Linked DNA regions of Homo sapiens: region 2 is linked to region 1. Evidence: read pairs that join two places in POLR2A ChIA-PET (ENCODE). Cell type or tissue: PC-9. All regions are shown on one strand. Links, peaks and the distances in the headings refer to the core of each region. The heading gives the core; the rest is flanking DNA. Region 1 overlaps ENOX2 (ecto-NOX disulfide-thiol exchanger 2). Region 2 has its middle 190 kb from the start of ENOX2-AS1.

Region 1 (8,344 bases), core at 195-8,194:
TCCCCAGCCATATATAAACACAATAATAAGAATAGCTAACATTTGGCCAGGCACAGTGGCTCACGCCTGTAATCCCAGCACTTTGGGAGGCCGAGGGGGGTGGATCACTTGAGGTCAGGAGTTCGAGTCCAGCGTGGCCAACGTGGCAAAACCCTGTCTCTACTAAAAATATAAAAATTAGCCGGGCATGGTGGTGGGTTCCTGTAATCTCAGCTACGTGGGAGCCTGCAGCAGGAGAATCGCTTGAACTCGGGAGGCAGAGGTTACAGTGAGCTGAGACCATGCCATTGCACTCCATCCTGGGCAACAAGAGCAAAACTCTATCTCAGAAAAAAACAAAACAAAACAAAACAAAAAACAAACTAACATTTATTGAAAGCTTGCTCTGTGCCAGATCATGTTATAAATACCTTATATGTATGAACTCATCAACGCTCACAGCAATGCCATAAGGTAGACAGTAGTATTTCCATTTTCAGGTTAGAAAAACAGATACAGAGTTTAAGTATCCAGCCTACCACGTCACACAATTACTAAGTAGCAAGAATCAATATTGGATGGCAAGTTTGTCTTCAGAGCCAATGCTCTTAACCACTGTGGAGTATGCTGTATGTCTTTAGGGGTTCTTTATTAAAGAAACTGTTTGCCCACCTGTGTGCTACCCGGAGCAGATATCCCATTGTTCATGACTTCAAAAGACCTAGACAGTGTAGAGCTGTCTGCTGACCAGACTATTAAAAATTTTTACTTTCTTTCCAACCCCCATCGTTGGTAGTCTTTACTGACAAAGTGAAGGGGAACATTGCATCCCCAGGAATTTCTAAACATTGCTACTACTCATGTTCTTTCTTCAGATTTTCAGCTTTGCTTTTAAGGTCTCTTTCATAATCTGTTGCTTCTCTCCATTCTCAGCTTTTTGCAACAAGAAACATTGACAGCCAAAGTGTAATTTTTCTTCCATGCAGCCAAATGGCCAAACATCACACATCTTCTCTGTGTCTACTCTCTCCCGACTCCATTTTATGCCTAACTGTTAGAATGTTCTTCCTAAATGCAGATCTTATCCTATCACTCCTCTCCTTAAAAATCCTCTAAAGGATTTTGCTTTTTTTTTTTTTTTTCCAAATAGACATTCAGGGCCATCCATAGCCTTGTCCCAGGCACTCAGAATTCCCTTACACTCTTATCTCCCACTACACAACGCTCTCTATATCTTATTTACCTGCCACTCTAGACCACTTCTGGGTCATAAGTACACCCCAAATTTTCAAGCTCCTGTGCCTTTCCATACTGTTCTCTACATTTCAATTGCCATCCTTCCTTATCTCCAGCGATCGTAGAGCTGCTCAATATTTAAGGTTCCACTCAAATTATACCTGCTACTGTATTTAATATTTATTTTTGGTCTGTCTTCCCCCAATAGACTGAGTTCTTGAAGTCATGACCATATTTTACTTGTCTCTTAGCACATAACCTGGTGTCTTGCACACAGTTAGCACTCACATGCAGTATTCAGACCTTCAGCAGCTGCACCACCAGAGGTTTTTCTCCTCTTCTGCTAGCTAAAGGTTCCGAGCTGTTCCGAAGCATGAGTTTCTGAAGCTGGATGGCTAAATTGCTTCTGCTTTGCATAGGTATTCTGGAATATTCTGTTCAAAAGTTTTTTTTTCCTAGTGCAAGTACCTTCTTAATTTTTTTTTTCTATACTCATCCTCGCTCAGAGCTACTATACTTTGAAAGCTGTCTTTTGCCTTTGTGGAACATTTTGCACTTTTGTATAGCGATAAGGGCTTGCCTATGTACACATATTTAATACCATTCAAGAAAAGAAATCGGTATATGTAAAGTGATAATTGGAATTTTTGATGCATAATCACAGTGTTTCTCAAAATGTGGTTTAGGAATTACCTGTGACAGCGTTACCTAAGACATGTGTAAAATGTAGATTTCTGAATCCCCATCCCAGACCTACTGAATCACTCTGAGTGATCTGCATTTAGCAAACTCCCCAGATAATTCTCCTGTATGAATGACTTTTGAGAACCACTGTTCAAAGGCAAAAATGCTAAATTCTGATCTGTATTCTCTATGGATATTCATATTAATTACACTGTGGAAAAACTATCCTGAAAATGGTTTGAATATTTTGTTCGAACACTGAAAGTCTTAGTTTCCTGATATCTAACCCAGTGCTGCCTGATGGAACTGTGTTAGATGATGAAGTATTCTGTATCTTTACTATCTATCTAACACAGTATCCACTAGCCACATGTGGCTATTGAGCATTGAAATGTGGCTACTTCAACTGAGGAACTGAATTTTTTTGTTTTATTAAGTTTAATTAAATGGATATTTAAATAATCACATGTGGCTACTGGATGTAGTACCGTCAGTGCAGCTCAAGAAGGTTTGGCTATCCAGAAGGAGTAATTCTCTTACAGGTCTAGATGGCCACAGTGATAATTGTATCAACAGGAAATCAAACTGGAATGTTGTTTCCTTTTACATATAGGACAAGCATTTCTTTTTATGGATAATTTAAATTTTAAAAACGGCCTAAAGTGAGTTATCCTCAGAAGGGATTTGACAAATTATGATCTCAACTAAATTTAAATGCGAGCTGCACTCTGCATTTCTCATCAGTACTGTTTTTCTCATATTGGCTTGCTGTTGAGGGTTGGCTGTTAAGTCTTGATTTCTGAGCTAGGGATAAGAAAGTTGAGTTAATCAGAAGAGCTCCTACCTTCAATGTTTATGTCATAGACACTTTTATACATTTTAGCTCTCATAGTCCCTTTCACTATTTTCTTTTGGATTGTTCAACCCCTTAGCCACTCATGACTCACAACTTTTCAGCTTCCATTTCTTCCGCGAGTAAATCTTTTTTGAACCAGTAGTATATTCCTTTCAGGACTATTTTGTTATTTAAAATAGCATTAATACTTTGGAAGAAGTTGATCAGAAATGGAATGTAGTCTGTACATAAAGAGATATAAATGTAGGTCCTTTTATGTTTTGTTATTGTGTGGAGTTCATCAAGTATATTAGTTGTACTTGGTGGCTTTAAAAAGAACCCAGTGTCAAATTTCTAAAGTACTGGGAAAAAAAAATACATGGATAGAGTAATGTCCTTGACTATTGTTATCTATGGAAACTATATGGTAAGTAACTATGCCTGCTGGACCTGCCCTCTGTTGCCTAGATCCCAGTTCTTTGTATACTTTTCAATTGCTAAAATTTTTAGCACATCCTGAAATTCCCTTCTTTCTCTTTCCATTCTTCACTTTCTTTGGCTCTGTTTTCTGTTTTTAATGGACAGCAGGCATCCTCCCCAGCTTTTTTGTACCATTCAAACTCACTCCCAGAATTCATTGTTGTATCCAACCTCACTGAACTGCCTAGAGGAGTTCAAAACGGGTGTTTCAAAGTGCCTCTCAGGGCCACCCTGGAGCACTCTGCATATAGGTTCTTTTGTTTTGAGGACTAAAGAGACAGTATCGCAGCTACAGTTTTGAGAAATGTGTAAAGAGAAAACCCATTTGGATCTAAAGGAAAATTTTAACTTCTTGCCTCTCCCTTCCCCCAGACTACATCTACAATTTTCAGTGACATTTTTACTTTGTTTAGGAAACCAGTCATTTCTGCTTTCAGTAAAAAAAGTTCACTCTGATCAGGATCCTTCCTAATTTAAACCAGAGTAGAGAAGAAGGGAAATATGTTTTAAAGGTATGCTATAGGACTATGCTAAGATATTTACATAAATTATTTTATTTAATCCTTGTTAGTACTCTCAATAAATGATAAAGAAGTTGTTCTTCTTAGCCGAGACTATATATACCACTAACTTGTCTAGAGCTCTGTCTCCAGAAACACTGCTCTTAGAAAGCCTGCATTCCTGTTGCTTTTTACTTATACACATAATTGTGAATGGTTACCTATTCTCTTACTCTGTTTCTCTGTGGGTATGGGTGTTGAAGAGATAAGATGGGAGGGAGGGAGGGATGGAGGGAGGGAGAGAAAGGGAGAAGGGAAGAGAGAAGAGAGATTATCAGTACTAGGATGTTCCCTCATAAAAATCCCAGATCTGCGTAAAATGGGAGAATGTAAAGAAAACACTTCCTGTGCTAGCTGTGTATTGAACAGGAATTGGGATGTGTTTTAAGAGGGCTTCTGACTAAGGGGTTGTAAAGAAAGCCTTCTTTAGATTCTTTATACACTCTACTTATTGCCACTCGCTTGCCCAGCAGTCTAAGAGACTGCTGACTCTTGCTGCCAAACATGGTTGGCATTTTCCCAAACCTTGACCGTGGGGTTTGGAGGTGGAACAGGAATTGCAAAGAACCACAAGCCTTACACACTCTGCTGAGTCATGGAAATTTGCCCAGCTTATTCATTGGAAGTTGTACAATCTGCATTCACCTCAATTTGTGGTAAGGAATATGAGGAACGTAAAATAATTGTGACAATCCATATTTAATAAAAATGACAATAAGCTGCAAGTAAATCAGACTATTCTGGAAAGGTTTTATGGGTGGCATTTTACATTTCGTCTTGGTTATAAATATCAAACAAATAAATATAAAACATCAAAAGTAATTTTGATTCATGCTTTTATACATCTACAAGTGACAGGGGATAGTAAACTATATTAAGAGTGTGCAATGTGATACATCATTTTAAAAGCCAATATGGTTTTGAGTAACTGACATGGATATGGACAAATAACTTAGAGCATAGTAGTGAGAATCCCTTTTTAATTGGTAGTAAGACTATGCCCAAGTTTCCATTCTCTGGAACTGAGATGCTTGAAATGGAAAAGAGCAATTGAAATGCTTAAGGAATCTAGGGAGAGTGGTTTATGAAGGTAGGACACAAAGTAAATATGATAAAGACAGCTTGAGTAGTTCGTGAATATTGGCACTCACGGCTCTTTTGAATGGAGTGAGCAATAAAGAGCATAGTCTCACGGAAAAAGGAATAAGCACAGGCAGAAATATGACCACTGGAGGGATGAGCCTGGAATTCCAGTAGTGTCTCTCCCCATCTCAACTAGTATTCCCTGAGTGCCCTACCCATGGGCTTTGTGAGGCATTTAACAAGAAGGGAAAGAAATGGTCTGAGAAGAAATGGTTTGAAGGAATTGAAGTGAGAAGGACATAATTGTTTTGTCAAATATTAACAGCTAGTTAAAATAAAAGGAAACCCCACCCCGAAGCAAACTCTCCAGAACATTTCTTTGGCTGGCCTCACATTAAGGCCAGATGAAGCATAAGCTGTAGAGAAGAACCTCACTCTAACATGGAATATGATCTAAGGCAATGCCCTTCTTGGACCATCTCCACATGGATTTATTACTGGAAGTAACAGAAGGGCTATGTTAGAACATTAGAACACAGTTCCAAGGCATGAACACTGAGGTTGGGATTTATAGTAAGGCTCTGGTGTACTAGCTGGACAATGAGTACAATTTCATTGCAGATGTTTTCCATTGGAGATTTTTGACATGTCAGTGAGCCAGGATAAGTCAGCCAGCACTACTTAGCTAGCACCTACTGTATTGTGTTGCCTGTACTTGACCAATCCAGTGAGGGAAGTATTTGAAGCTCTTTAGCCATTTCTGATCCTCAGGGCACTATTGATAAGCTGCCCCTCCCAGGATAGTAAACTGCCCCTTGCTGTTGTGAAACAGGTGATGGATAAACAGCTTTTCTCATAGTATCTGTACTTCTCTCTTTTCAGTATCGGAATCATTCCCAGTAAAGTGTAAAATGGAGTAGACGACTCCCCATGAGGTTTTAAATCTAGATCATAATGGACCACCTGCCAAATGCTTTCCCTTTATGATCCCAAGTTAAAGTTATTGACAGAGAGAAAAGCATTGCAAAATGGAGTGCCAGTTTCTTATGGCATTCATGGACTTAAGCCAAAATATTTAAAACGCTCAGACAAATAGTTCATTCAGGAGCTTTGGAAGCAACTTGTAAAAATCAACAGCCTGCCTATTCCATATCTGGGGAAAGGACAGAAGAGGGAGGAAGGAGATAAAAGAGTACGGAATGATTTGTATTCATTAACTATTATCAGTGTTAAGTACAATGTAGGATGTTGTTCTTACTAACATTTACGAAATGCTACCCTTAAACCTGCAGACTAAGGAAAGAGCAATCCAGTAGATGTGCCCTTTGCTAAATGATTGAGCCAGAAACAGCATATAAATATTAGAAATGGCTTAAACCACAGCATCAAGTTTTATTATTTCGTATAATAATACGACTATTGGGACTTATGACTCTAGTGGGAATATGTAAGTACTCATTTATTTCCAGCTAATGAGAAAATTATTAAGAAAGAGAAAAGGGAGGTTTATAGATAAAAGTTCAGAAGGATTTTGTAATATAAGCATTTTAAAAGAATTTTATGGTTGTAAGAAACCTTAAAGGTTATCAAGTCATTTTCCCTCACTCCCTTTCATACATAATCTATTCCCTATATCTACTCCATCCTCAAGTGGTCAATCCAGTTTATGCTTAGATACTCCCAATAATTTAACAGTCTCTAGTATACGGTAGGAAATCTGATTTTTGAATAGCTCAAGTTATTGAATGTTTGCATAAATAAGCCAAAATCTCTTTTCAGCCTCTATTCAGCTCCTACTCTTAGACATAGTACCATCCACACAACCTACAGAATAAATTGAGGAGTTATGTAGTGTGGTGACCCTGATTCTACTTCCCCTTGCTGCTATGCCAAGCAACTGGTAGCCCTTCAAATGCTGGAAAACAATCATCATGTGCTCCGAGTGACTGTTTTTATTAACAGCTTTATTGATGTATGGCTTACATATCATACAGTTTACTCATTTTAAGTGTATAATTTAGTGATCTTTAGTATATTCACAGGGTTGTGCAACCCTCACCAAAAATCTAATTTTAGAACATTTTTGTTACCCCCAAAATAAGTAAACCCAGATCTCCTTAGCCTTTAACTCCCAATTTCCTATACTCCCTTCCTCCAACTCCCAGTGCTAGGCAACTACTAATCTACTCCCTCTATAGATTTGCCTATTCTGGACATTCCATATGAATGGAATCATGAAATATGTGGCCTTTTTCATCTGGCTTCTTTCACTTAGCATAATGATTTCAAGGTTAATCTGTGTTATATCACTAATCAGTATTTCACTCCATTTTATGGTTGGGTAATGTTCCACTGTATGGACATAGCACATTTTGTTTATCTAGTCATCATTTGGGTTATTTCCATTTTTGGCTATTGTCAGTAATGCTGCTATGAGCATTAATGTATAAGTTTTCATGTGGACATATGTGTTCATTACTCTTTGGTATATATATACCTAGGCGTATATACCTGGGTCATGTGGTAACTCTATGTTTAACCTTTTGAGGAGGTGGCAAAAATGTTTTCCAAAGTGGCTGCACAATTTTACGGTCCTACCAGCAATAAATAAGCATTCCAGTTTGTCCACAATCTTGTCAACACTTATTATTGTCTGCCTTTCTTTTTATTTTATACTAATAGGTGTGAAGTGGTGTCTTATTGTGGTTTTGAAAATACTTTCTACCATTCTGTAGGCCTTCTTTTCACTTTTATGATTATATCATTTGTCTGAAAATATTTCTAATTTTGATAAAGCACAGTTATCTTTTTTTCTTTTGTTGCTTCTGTTTTGGTATCATATATAATAAACCACTGCTTAACTTCAAAGTCATGAAGATTCACTTTCATGTTTTCTAAGAATTTCAAAGTTTAGCTCTTACATATAGGCCTATGATCCGATTTTAGTTCATTGTTGTATATGATGTGAGGCAGGGATCCAACTATAGTATTCACCTGGATATCCAAATGTCCCAGCATCATTTGTTTGAAAAACCACTTTTCTCTGTTGCGTGGTCTTGACACTCTTGTCAAAAATTAATTGAAGGTAAATATAAGTGTTTATTTCTGAACACTCAATTTTATTCCTTTTGTCTATATGCCTGCCCTTACATTGTTACCACACTGTTTTGTCTATATGCCTGCCCTTATGTCAGTACCACACTCTTTTGATCTCAGGAAATGAGAGTCCTCCAACTTTGCTCTTCTTTAAGATTGTTTTGGTTTTTCTGGGTTTCTTGTATTTGTACATGAATTTTGGAATCAGTGTGTCAATTTGTGCAAAAAAAAAAAAAGCCAGCTTAGATTTCAAAAACAATTACTCTGAATTTATAGAGAGTGACTGATTTTTAAAAGGCACACACCTCACTTAGAATAAGATCCCATGAGAGGTGACTCTGTACATAGTTTTCCTATACCCTTTCTCACCAGTAACACCACTTCAGAACCA
Region 2 (8,344 bases), core at 1-8,000, 260 kb after region 1:
GTCCCCTTCCCCCAAGAGCTTATATTCTGGTAGGGGAGCCTGCTAAATGACACAGTCATGGTGCCCCAAGTCACTTTATAACACTGTCACTTCTCTGAGCCTTTTTTAAATCTTTAAAGTGAAAATCGTATATTTCCCTTGAAGTTTCATTTATGAGGTGTTGATCAATGTAAAGTGCCCAGTACTATGCCTGGCAAAGTAAGTGCTCAATAAATAGCTATAATCATTATCCAACCAATAGTCATATCAACAATGCTTTAATGAAACCAGAGCTACCTTCATAGTAATGGGCCACACAATAACTTAAAAGAAGGAGACCTGCTGGCTCAGAGAAATTCAGGAGATTTTACTGAACAATGCTCCATTAGAGTTAGGTAGTGCTTGGCCCAAGCCAAACACAGTGGGGAAACTTCCTTCTACTGTCTTCTGATACAGTCTAAGTATCCTTCCAATTCTACCCACTCCCATTACAAGATAGACCACATCCCATTAACAAGAAGGCCAAGGAGGTCCTATCTCCTCTACCATTTCCCAAGATTCATAACATCAACCCAGTTTTTCAGTTTGACAGTAAGCTTTGAAGTTCTAAGCTTGCTTAAGTTTTCTATCTGGGAGGATGACCTCAAAGGCATACTAAAGCAATTAATTATTGGGGCAACAGAAGGAAAGAAAAGAATTGATTATACAAACAGGTATGCACATTCAAGGCTATAGAGCCCTATGGAGATGACATCAGATCTTGGGTGGAAATGGTATACAAGACACATTAAAGGGTGTTCTACCGAACTGCATTCACTCCAAGTCTGTTTGAATATGAATAGTCCTCTGTGGCATCGGACCTCTGAAACCTTAACTTGTTACTATTCCTCAATAAATACCTTATATGATGCTTTAAGCTGTTTTCAAAGCAACTCCGTGCACAAGCATTATGTCATTTGATCTTCACAACACATTGTGAACTAGCAGGGGCAGATGACTTCCTCACCATTATTGCAGCTAAGGAAAACAAGTCTCAAAAGATGAAGAGCTATACCCTAGGTCGCACAGCTAAGTGGATGATGGAGCTGGGATGAGAATGTAAGATTCCTGAGTTCTCCCTATCTCTACCCCACTTCAGCTCCAGCCTCTGCCTGTTATAGCTGAGGGAATATAAAGTAGGGGTTCTGAATATTTTTTGGTGCCATGAACCCCTTTGTAAGTCTGGTGAAGCACATGAACTCCTTATCAGAATAACATTTTTTAAATGAATAAAATAAAATACAAAGGAAACCAACTACAAATGCTCCTTGACTTACTATGTGGTTACATCCCAATAAAACTATCGTAAGTTGAAAATGTCATAAGTCAAAAATGCATTTAATACACCTAACCTGCCAAACATCATAGCTTAGCCTAGCCTACCTTAAACATGCTCAGAACACTTTAGCCTACATTTGGGCAAAAAATTAACACAAAGCCTATTTTATAATAAAGTGTCGAATATCTCATGTAATGTGTTGAATACCATACTGAAAAGTGAAAAATGGAATCTGTTTCTGTACTGAAACAGAAAAACAGCACCAAACAGAAACCTGTATGAGTACTCAAAATACAATTTTTACTGAACATACATTGCATTCACACCATTATAAAGTTGAAAAATGTAAGTCAAACCATTGTAAGTTGGGGACCATCTGGATATTGAAATAGTATACTTCTCAAAATATTTTTAAAACATGTTTGTGATATAGTAACATATATGCTCCTTTAACACCTGAAATAGCAATATGAAACAGCAACAAGCCTAATAACCACTTCAGTTCCGAAGTAGTGATGAGCATAAACAGCTCAAGAAATCCGCAATATCATGTGATATGATAATATCTGTGATGCTGATGAAAAAGGCACAGGTACTGCTAACATCTCTGTAGATTGTAGCCTACATTTATAAGGAAAGAAAATGCCAATTTTCAGTTAGAGGTTAGTAAAAATATGAATTTAACTTTTCCATCCAAATTCACACACTAAATTCTACCTGAAGTCTCTATGTAAAGAAGCACCAATAGCAGGAAGACTGATGAAAGGTAAAGTGAGAGTTCCCAAAGTGGTACCAGGAGTAACTTCATTAAAAGCGTTAATATTTATAAATTACTTAGAATAATGCCCATCACATGGTAAGCTCTATAGAATCACTTATTATAATAAAATATATTTTAAACAATAAGATTTATAAATGATTGGCATACTAATTCTTTGCACATTTTGAAATTCTAAGTCAATGCATAAATGACAGGATATGCCTTCAAGTTTGCATTTCCATGTGAAGGAGTGACAGATGAGCTTCAATATGAGCAAGTATAAAGTACTGCATTTAGGAAAAAATGAGCCAAACACTGCTTACGAGATGTTAGGCTCCAAACCATCAGTTCTAGCACAGGAAAGGAACTAGGCGTTGTTGACGTCCCTGAAGACATCTGCCCAATGGGTGGTTGGTATCATAAAAAGGCAAGAAATTCCAAGCAGAGTTAAAAAAAGAAAGAAGAAAGAAAGAAAGAAAGAAAGAAAGAAAGAAAGAAAGAAAGAAAGAAAGAAAGAAAGAAAGAAAGAAAGAAAGAAAGAAAAACATAAAGCATCATCTTATCCCCTTTTAAGAAAGTAAGTTTTGTGCCCACACCAGTAAAACAGTCTGTTTCATGTGGCTGGGCCTCAAGATGTGAAATTCAATATTTCAATTCATATGTGGTTCAAGTGCTTAATCTGTCTTAAGACATTCTGCCAGACAATAGGGGATGTACAGATGAATCTGAGACATTATTCTTGAGGAGTATGAAGAGGAACTCAAAGAATCAAGGGTGTGGATGAGTTTTAATACACTAATGAAACATATTCTACCCATTTGAACCAGTTCAGGAGAGAAAAACCTGGAATGCTGAATTCAGTGTTTTTCACTTAATACAGCCTTCTCTCTGTCTTTCTCTCTCTCTCTCTCTCTCTCTCTCTCACACACACACACACACAGACACACACACACACACACACACACACACACACACACACACAGAGCAGTGCATGCAGCACTTGGTAAAACCAGTATTACAATCATGCCTTGTTTATAGTATTTAATATAAGTGAGCTTACCAGATAGTTGAAACGTTCCCCTTCCAGTACCAATCTTTTAAAAATCATTTTAAATTAAAAAAAATTGTAAACATTTCTGAGATACTTTACATCCTTTCCCATGTTGTTAAAAGGTTCCAGACCTGTCCTGACTTCTCCTCTGCATTATGGATCCATGCTGCCACTGATAACTTTAGTTATTAGATTGCACAGTCACAGAGGTATTAAGCCTGAAGTTGAGGGTTCCATCTTCATCCTTCAAGCCAAGAAGCCATCGAGCTATTTTCCCTTTCTCCCTGGAAGTATATCTGTTTTCATATCCAATCTCTCCTCTTTCTTCTTGTTTGCTTCTTGTCTATTATGGTTAGGAACCATATCATCAAGCTCCTAAAGAACTTGGAGTTAGGTAAGAGACAATTAATTGAGTAAAGAACCAAAAGTTAAATCAGAAACTATCATTGATTGATGACTCAAAGTTTTACTGACAATTCTATAACCTTCATATCCGCTCCACTTCATACCACACCTAAAGACAAATCTCCTTACCCTGGCATTCAGGGCCTTTTACGATTTTGCTCCAGACTTCATTCTAATTGTATTTTCCACTTCTACTACTCTTCAAATACACTACTTCAGCCAGACTGAACTCCCTGTGCCTCCCCATACATTCACAAGTCTAAAACCTACCCTTCCTTCAAGGTCTAACTCAAATGCTACCTTCTCCATCAAGCCCTCCTGGATTCCCCTCACTCCCTCTCCATCTCTGAATGACCTCTCCGTTTCTTCGAGCCCTCAGAACCCTTTATCTGTACCTTCATCATGTGACTTAACCACTGTCCACCTCATAGTGTGCTCATGTACATGTCATCCTCTCTGCAAGGACCATATCTGATTCATTCATCCATGCATTTACTTAGCAAATATTTACGGAGCACCCACTACATGCTAGACAACTATTCTAGGCATTGATGATACAACAGTAAGCAATCAGACAAAGCTTCTTGTCCTTGAGCTTATGCTCTAGGGATGGGGTAGGGGGCTGTTTCCATCAGCTTGGGCAGCCATAACAAAATGCCATAGACTAGGTAGCTCAAACAACAGAAGTTTATTTCTCAGTTCTGGAGGCTGAAGAGTCCAAGATCAAATTGCTGACTGATTTGGTTTCCTGGTGAGGGCTCTCTTCCTGGTTTGCAGATGGCCACTTTTTTACAGTCTTACATTGAAGAGAAAGAGAGAAGTTGGGGGAGAGAAAGAGAAAGCTCTCTAATATCTCTTCTTATAAGAGCACTAATCCCATCATGAGGGCCCATCCTTATGACCTCATCTCCCCCTATTTACCTTTCAAAGGCCCCATCTCCAAATACCATCACTTTGGGGGTTAGGGCTTCAACATATAAATGGGAGGGGGCACAATTCAATCCATAGCACAAGTAGACTAACAATAAACAAAGTAAATAAATTATATAATATATGAGAAGGTACTAAGTGCTAAGGAAAAAGATAAAAATGGGAAAGAGGATAGAGAATATTGGTGGGCCATATTGAATTTTAAATAGGGTGATATTTGAACACCTGAGGAAACATCATTTGGGCAAAGATTTTTTAAAGGTAAGAGAATGGATTACATATATATCCGGAAGGGAAGTGTTCTAGGCAGAGGGAAATGCAAATGCTAAGGTCTTGAAGCAGGAACTTACCTAATGTATTCAAAAACAGCAAGGAGTACAGTACACTTGGAGTATAGGGGGGAAAACGGTAACATAGGAGAAGATGAATTCAGAAAGGTAACAGGAGCCCAGATCCAATAGGACCATATAGGCCACTGTAAGGACTCTAGGGTTTATTCTGCGTGAAAACTGGGGCCATCGTAGGGTTTTGAGCAGAGAAGAGACATGATATATCTAGCATTTTCAAAGGATCACTCTGGATGCTGAGTGGAAAGTAAACTGTAAACGGTAAGGGAGGAAATAGGGAGACCCGTTGGAGGCCATTGCAATAATCTAGTTAAGAAATAAAGGTGGCCGGGCGCAGTGGCTCACGCCTGTAATCCCAGCACTTTGGGAGGCCGAGGTGGGCGGATCACAAGGTCAGGAGATCGAGACCATCCTGGCTAACACGGTGAAACCCCGTCTCTACTAAAAAATCCAAAAAATTAGCCGGGCGTGTTGGCGGGCGCCTGTAGTCCCAGCTACTCGGGAGGCTGAGGCAGGAGAATGGCGCGAACCCGGGAGGCGGAGCTTGCAGTGAGCCGAGATCCCGCCACCGCACTCCAGCCTGGGCGACAGAGCGAGACTCCTTCTCAAAAAAAAAAAGAAAGAAAAGAAAAAGAAAAAAGAAAAGAAAAGAAATAAAAGTGACTTTGGACCACGGTGGTAGCATTGGAAGTTATGAGAAATGGTATGATTTTAGATGTATTTTGAACATGTGAATGAATTGAATACAGGCTGTAAGAGAAAGAGTGGAATGAAGAATGAAGCTTCTTGGCACAAACCAGTGGAACTTACCAAGATGGGGAAGACTACAGAAGGAGCAGATTTGAGAAGGAAGATCAGATTTGGAGATGTTAAGTTTGAGATGCTGAATCTCTTTCAGGTGGAAATGCCAAGTAGGCAGTTGAATAAAGGAATCTGAAGGTTAGAAAAGAGGTCCAAGTTGCAAATATACAGTTGGAAATCATCAGCTTTCAGACGGTATTTAAAGTCGTGAAACTAAATGAGATTACCAAGGAGATGACCAAGGTCCAAGGACTGAGGCCAGGAGAACGCCAAGATTAAAAGGCCAGGGATATAAGAAAAACCAACAAGTGACACTGAAAAGGACCATGAGAGTGTAGCATCCTAGAAGCCAAGTGAGGAAGTGAACAAGGATGGAGTGAAGGTGTCAAATGCTGCTGAAAAGGCAATTAATGTAAGAAGTGAGAAATGACCTCTGGATTTAGCAATGTGGAGGTCACTTGTAAACTTGCAGTTTCAGTAGAGTGGTGGAGGGCACACGCCTGACAAGTAAGTTTAGGAGAGTATAAAAGCAGAAGAATTGCAAGCTGAATATGCATAACCCTTTTAAAGAATTTGGTTGTACAGAGGAGCATAGAAATGGGGCTGAAACTGAAGGGGGAAATGGAGTCAAGAGAGCAGTTTTTAATATGGAAAATGACAATACCATTGCATGTTGTTAAGAATAATCAAGAAAATAGGGAGAATGATTGACAAATTTCAAAAAGGGAGAGCGTGAGCTCGGGAGAAGAAATGAAGAAAAGAAGAAAGGAAGGGGCAAGTGAAAAGGAGAAGAAAGGAGGCAACAAAGGAGAAAGAGCCAGAGAGAATTAAACTTCTAAAGTTGGGCATACAAAAAGTAATTCCATCTATTAGGACCCTGTCTCTTGCCTAGGGATGGTGGTAGCAGGGTCCTTGAACTGGCTTAGGCAAGGGTGATTTAGATAATTGCTACAAAGATTGGAGGTATAATGTGAAGAGAATGAAATCTAACTACAAGGGTACAAGTCCTGACTCTGTGACCTTGAGCAAGCTACTCAGCCTCCCTCTGCCTCAGTTTTTTCATGTGTAAAATGGAAATGATAATACTATCTTCCTCACAGGATTATTATGAGACTTAAATAAGTTATTTAAAGTGCTTGAAGCATGATGTCAACATGAAGTATCATCATTACTGCTTTAGGGAATCAAAAGCCAGGAATCTCCCTGGGCCTCAGAAACAACTACACTGGTGCCACAGAATGAGCCAGGCCTCTGCATGTCTCTTGTCACTATTGCTATCTGAATTATAACTTCATTCTTTCTTCTTGCTGCCATCACCAACAACTCCAGAGCTTCACATTTTAACAAAGCCAACTACACACAGAGAGAGAACTGAAGTATACTCTGACCTCAAATACAGAAACTCTGAGGAAGGAACTCATTGACCAACTTGATTCAAGTGTCCAGACCAGGTAGCCATGAGGCTAGTGTCGTGTAACAAAATGGACGCTCCTGGGAAAACTATGTAAGTGGACTAGGACGCAGAGCAGTGCCCAAGAGAAACCAAAGTGGCTGGGCAGGGGTAGGGGAGGAGAGGTAGAAAATTGAGAAGGAAAGTGCCAGTCAACTAGAACAATAATTGCCACACCCTCCTCTCTCTATATCCCTCCTCATGCCACCAACAAAGAAAGGCAAGCACAGGGAAAGTATAAGGATTCTCCATGAAGATTCTGCTAATAAGCAGAGGCTTCTCTCTTGTCCAGAACCTTGATAAAAATTGTAGCCCAGGCATTAGAAACAATGACCCTTCTAATTATAGGGAGTCTCCATGAGGCCTGCATGCTGGTGTACTTGTTTTTTCTGGTCCCAGCCCTAGGTAAGTCACAATCTGGGTATAAGACACCCACCCCTTCCTCTGCCCAGAATATTTCAACAAGACTGCACACCTGAGGGCTGGTAGTGATCTCTAGACTAGTTGAGTCTGAAGGCTGATGAGCATTCTTTCCTCCTTTCCCAATCTCCCATCGTATGCAGTATCTGATGCTTGCTTAAGCCCCCAAATTCTAAAACCACAGTCTTGCTGCTATGGTCTGAATCCTTGTGTCCCCTTGAAAATGCATATGTTGAAACTCTAACCCCCAAGGTGATGGTATTATAAGGTGAGGCCTTTGGGAGATTAAATCATGAGATCAAAGCCCTCACGATTGGGATTAGTGCCTTATAAAAAAGAACACAAAGAGCTAGTTAGCCTCATTTACCATGTAAGGACACAGCTAAAAGGTGCTATCTAGGAGGAATGGCCCAAGAGAGCTGACTTGCTCCCTCTTGATGTGAGGACAACAGCTAGAAGACACCATCTATGAACCAGAAATTGAGCCCCGCCAGACACCAAATCTGCCAGCACCTTGATTTTGGACTTCCCAGCCTCCAGACCTGTGAGAAATAAATTTCTGTTGTTTATAAGATGCCCGGTCAGTGGTATTTCATTATAGCAGCCCGAACAGACTAAGACATCTGCCAAAATGCCGGATAATTAGAATGCCAAGAAGCAGCATGGAGAAAAACAGCTGGAAGCCAGGGAGTCAAACAGAAGGCTATTAAAGTTTGCCAGGCATAAGATGATCAGGGCTTGGACCAGAGTAATGGAAATAGGACTAAGGAGGAAAAGAGAGATTTGAGAGACAGTCTACAAAAAAAAAAAAAAAGTAAATGGAAAAGGGGTCTCAGAAGTATAACATAGTTATATTTATCCAGTACAACTTAGTGTCCAAAAA

The links. Peaks named below come from ENCODE experiments on the same cell type or tissue, not always from the same donor. Only the 100,000 strongest peaks of a DNase experiment are listed, where the experiment ranks them.
Region 2: POLR2A ChIA-PET joins it to region 1 with 7 read pairs; 2 of 35 experiments call an interaction of 5 or more read pairs at or near these places.

Annotation. Positions count from the first base shown.
Region 1 is chrX:130,875,111-130,883,454 of GRCh38, reverse strand. The region is part of intron 2 of ENOX2 (ecto-NOX disulfide-thiol exchanger 2); the gene reads left to right. Among named protein-coding and RNA genes, the nearest start is that of ENOX2, 24 kb to the left of the region's middle. In PC-9, for the core only: no CTCF peak of the experiment used is centred there; a DNase peak (open chromatin) is centred at 4,304; H3K27ac peaks cover 830 bases.
Region 2 is chrX:130,611,759-130,620,102 of GRCh38, reverse strand. No RefSeq gene overlaps it. Among named protein-coding and RNA genes, the nearest start is that of ENOX2-AS1, 190 kb to the left of the region's middle. In PC-9, for the core only: no CTCF peak of the experiment used is centred there; no DNase peak of the experiment used is centred there.